Regions from separate parts of the Homo sapiens genome. Here region 1 is linked to region 2. The links are chromatin loops, found by intact Hi-C in ENCODE. Cell type or tissue: GM12878. All regions are shown on one strand.

Region 1 (2,500 bases), 130 kb after region 2:
GTTTATTTTAGTTAGAATCTTTTAATACGAAAACTTAGAATATGAAATAGCAAAATACTACAAAAGTTGAAAACAACTCTGAGCTTTTTTGTGAATATTATCTTTTTTTCTGCCACATTTAATTAGTTATCTTTTTTGTATTTCCCATGTAAATTTTATTTCACATTCTTGGAGGATTAATATGGAATTTGTATAGATTTTGGAAAAGAAATTTTAAAAAACCCCAAAGAAATCTATTCCTATTCATTGTTTCTTTCACCTGGATCTCCTAGTACCTATAAATGGGTGCATGAAAACGTTTGCACTGCACTGAATTGAAGTTTTTACTGTGGGATTGAAAGAAGCACTGTGAAAAAGATGAAGAAACAATTGACCACACTGGATCTGTAGCCCAAGCTATTAGTTTAGTCTTAGTGTAGTCTACTCTGAATTTTGACTTACTGGATATTTAAGGTCTCTGGTTATTCCTAACAGACTGGTTGGCTTTGCTTCACCCAAATAGATTGTGGTGTGAAACAAGACACTTGATACCGAGATTAAGGAATGTCTCATGACAGTGCTTGTTTCTATTCAGCACTCCCCTCCACTTTAAAATTAACTGTTTAGGGCTTAAATGAAATGGGTTTTAAAAGCAAGACAAAACTTTGTTCTCGCTCCCTCACTAATAAACCTGTAGCATCTCACAGTAGAAAAAAGTATAGTGGGACTTACTGGCACCATGGTGCACAGCATTGAAGAATTTCATATTGTGACAACACATCAAAATAAATTGCTGTCAACAGACCAAAACACCAAGTGCTGTGATTCTGTCTGACGTGTGAAGATTCAGACAGGCTGTCTTGACAAGTTGTGGTGGAGCACCTGCATTTGACAGAAGACAGTGATATAAATCTGATTTGCCTGATACGAAGCACCTAGATATAGTTAATGCTGGTGACAGTAAGTCTGCATAAAATTTCCAAGCTGCAAGTCTGACTTTATTTTGCCTCTATTAAGTAGTAGTATTTTTTTGGTCACATTTTGATTCTCACTTATTTTCTATTTGTATTTGTAGTGTGGCCTTGAAATATAATTATGAGTTGTAAACTCTGAAAAATGTGACAAATTAATGTTTTGTTCAGTCTTTTTAAAAGTAGTATTGCAAAAGGCAATACTACTACAGTTGCTCAAAGCAAAAGAAAAGCAATGAAATTTTATTTTATACTAATCATAAATGTAATCATAGTTTAGGTTGTATTAATTTTGTAACTTATAGCCAAAATATTGAAAATAGTGGGTTAAAAGTCATGAGTTCCTATAAATCTCTCAAGCTGCGTTTGCCTTTAAAGCCTCCTGAAGAGGTAAAATCACTGAATTAGGTGGTTAATTTTTTCTTTTCGTTACCAATAAATGATAACTTTTTATAGTACCAGTATATATTACAGCTCATTTAAGAATGTGTAAAACATATCATAGCTCTGGAGTTTAATTATAGAACTTTATACGAGCTTCTCTGTTTCAGTTCTTCATACAACCACAGATACTAGAGACTTCATTCTGACAGTGGTAAGCTAATAAGAAACGCATAGAGGTATAAATTTCAATTACATTTTTCTAATTGTATCTTAAGATTTAAGAGATACTAACAATGGACTTTAGTTGAAAGAAAGAATCTTTTTTAAAGGAAAGGATTAATATAGGGGATTAATTTTTAAAAATGGAAATGAAGACAAGATCATATTAATTGTGTTATTTTTTACTTTTCTGTAGTAACTAACTTGTTGGTAGTATTTCATGGTAAGATTTGTTATTGTCTAAATAAAGAAATCTATTTGGTTTTCCCAGATCTCAAAGATGCTACTATTTCTTACCGAATTTATTGCTTAACTCATTTGAAGATTAGTTTCATTTTATCACCAATTGTTGCTCTGGTGGTTCCCCTGTGAAACACAGTGAAATAATTCAAGGATTCTCAAATTTGAGAAATTTTGAAATTAGCTCTGTCCACTATATAGTTTTAAAAAGTACAAATTATTTGTTTCAAGTTACTATTCATTCTTGACTGTATTGTTGTTTTACCCCTTAAAGGCTGCTAATGAGAAATAGAGCCTCATTATGATTTTAAGGATGAGAGAGGAAGGCTTTTAATTAATGATATGTAAATGGTCTTGAATTGATTATGTTAGAATATCAAGAGAGATGGGTAGAAGCTGTGGTGTAATATATTTTAATTAAGAATTAATTAAAAATGATGGCAATTTCATAAAGCCTCACAGAAAATAGTGGAATTTACTTTCTGTCAGGAGTAAATTAGCCTGTGATTAAATAAAGGGCCTGCATTAATAGTGGAGTTATTTTTAAACTGTGCTATGAAGAATTATGTAATTTTTCCTAAATAAGTAAAATTAAAATTTAATATTTAAAGGTGGGTAGTAAATGGTGGCAGAGAGCTAACTTATTTTTATGACTCAAATATATTGTTTCTTCTTTATAAAATTTTGTGTAAATATTTTTAACCTCA
Region 2 (2,500 bases):
ACACATATATACACACATATATACACATATACACACACATATACACGTATACATACACACACATATACACGTATATATACACGTATATATACACGTATATATACACATATATACACGTATATACACATATATACACGTATATATACACATATATACACGTATATACACATATATACACGTATATATATACACACATATATATACACACACATATACACACACACACATATATATACACACATACACACACACACACACACACACACACATATATATATAGTTGGCCGGGCATAGGGGCTCACACCTGTAAACCCAGCACTTTGGGAGGCAGAGGAGGAAGTTCCCTTGAGCCCAGGAGTTCAAGTGCAGCCTGGGCACTATAGCAAGACCCCTTCTCTGTTATTTGTATTAAAATTTTTTTTTAATTTTTAAAAATTTTTTAGGTTGGGCACGGTGGCTCATGCTTGTAATCCCAGCACTTTGGGAGGCCGAGGCAGGTAGATCACCTGAGGTCAGGAGTTCGAGACCAGCCTGGCCAACATGGTGAAACTCCATCTTTACTAAACTACAAAAATTAGCCAGGTGTGGTGGTGCACACCCGTAATCTCAGCTACTTGGGAGGCTGAGGCAGGAGAACTGCTTGAACTCAGGAGGCAGAGGTTTCAGTAAGCCAAGATGGTGCCATCGCACTCCAGCCTGGGAAACAGAGCAAGACTCCATTTCCAAAAAAAAAAAAGTTTTAAGAAAATTACGGCTATAAAACAAATGCAGTTCTTCATAACTGTAGGGAAAAAGGACTTAAGCACACATGCATTTACTACAATTTGAATGCCAATACCAATACGATCAAAAGAAGCTAAACTACTACCTCAGTGGGAATGGTGCTCTTAACATTGTTCTGAAACTCCTAATTTCCTTAACTAAAAAAAGGCAGAAAAGTATGCATAATGCAAATTACAAACACTACAGAGAAAATGTATGGAAATCGTTTTCCCCGCCCCCTCTCCCAAAAGAATGTTAGACACACTTTATAGAAACCGTGCTTACTCCAAATAGCTCACCAAGTGAAGGTTACTGTGAAATACTTCAAATTCCATAAGCCCCTCAGTACTGCAAAGACTGTGGGAAGGGAATGTTCCAAGCACAGACTAATGGACAGAAGGTACAAATGAAATAAGCCCTGATGCATGACTATCTAAGGAAGTCTAAACTGAAGACTCAATATATTTGTTCTGAAGTTATTAACCAAGCTTCAGTTTCTTAAATACATTCAAAACATTTAGCATATTCTTATAAGTCCCAAGTATAAATGACAGAGGTCTGTCATTGAAGATAATTAAAATAATTTATTTTGCCTAGTTTAGGATAGATAAATCTCTGTCATAGTTCAGACTTAAGTTTTTGTATTTTGAATTTTTTATACCAACAATGTGAATTCTTATTGTGTTTGTTGACTGTGTTAACAATAATACAAGTTATACCAACTTGGAATTTTTATTTTAATTTTGGGGATGTGTCCGTATTTTAACTCAGCAACTTTAATCCAGTGATCAAAGCTTCATTCGCTTGTAAACTGTTTCTCAGGTAAACTGAATTGCCCCATACCAGCATCTTAAGCAAATAAATAAGTACAAAACAGGCAGAGATTATAAATTAGAGCAGACAAATCTGTATCTCACCCCACGCCGGTAAAGAGCATTCTATCAATATAGTGAAATGCTAATCTCCTAATTAACAACCTAATTAGGTAATTATGGCTTTGCAGAGGGATGCCGAAATGAAATATGACAACATGGTCACCTCTTTATATGGCACCTGTGGGCCTTTTCAGCTGTCATTGCAAAGAGTGCAATATCAATTTGAACAGATGACAAAGTGCTGTCATTTTTCATTCTGATAATATACAGAATGCTTTGGACAGAAGTAGTTTACAAAAGAAACATCTTGCCTGATATTTTCCTAATTTAAATATGCTCAAATACTTCGGTAAATTTTTTGCATTGTACATAAGAGAATCAGTATGCACATTTTTATATTGTACATAAGAGAATCAGTATGCGCATTTGAAAAAAACAAACCTAACTGGCCATCATGCTTAACTGTACAAGCTGAAACTATTTCTTTTCTTTCTTTTTTTTTTTGAGACGGAGTTTCACCATTGTTGCCCAGCCTGGAATGCAATGGCGCAATCTTGGCTCACTGCAACCTCCACCTCCCGGGTTCAATTGCTTCTCCTGCCTCAGCCACCCGAGTAGCTGGGATTATAGGCATGTGCCATCACACCCGGCTAATTTTGTATTTTTAGTAGAGACGGGGTTTCTACATGTTGGTCAGGCTGGTCTTGAACTCCCAACCTCAGGTGATCCACCTGCCTCAGCCTCCCAAAGTGTTGGGATTACTGTGCCCAGCCTGAAACTATTTCAATTATAAAGTATATGATAATTAGAAAAGAGTAAAAGGCAACAATTCATCATATTTTAACACTCATATTTTTACTAAC

The links. A loop is a pair of places that touch in the nucleus more often than their neighbours do. Peaks named below come from ENCODE experiments on the same cell type or tissue, not always from the same donor. Only the 100,000 strongest peaks of a DNase experiment are listed, where the experiment ranks them.
Region 1: a loop joins it to region 2, with 7 times the contacts of the local background. A loop is called at or near these places in 7 of 110 quality-filtered maps.

The regions. Positions count from the first base shown.
Region 1 is chr9:125,819,779-125,822,278 of GRCh38, forward strand. The region is part of intron 2 of PBX3 (PBX homeobox 3); the gene reads left to right. Among named protein-coding and RNA genes, the nearest start is that of PBX3, 74 kb to the left of the region's middle. RefSeq lists an enhancer at 1,386-1,435. In GM12878, no CTCF peak of the experiment used is centred here; no DNase peak of the experiment used is centred here; H3K4me3 peaks cover 1,198 bases; H3K27ac peaks cover 1,817 bases.
Region 2 is chr9:125,693,605-125,696,104 of GRCh38, forward strand. All of the region lies in intron 1 of MAPKAP1 (MAPK associated protein 1), which reads right to left. Among named protein-coding and RNA genes, the nearest start is that of MAPKAP1, 12 kb to the right of the region's middle. RefSeq lists an enhancer at 2,500. In GM12878, no CTCF peak of the experiment used is centred here; no DNase peak of the experiment used is centred here; H3K27ac peaks cover 229 bases.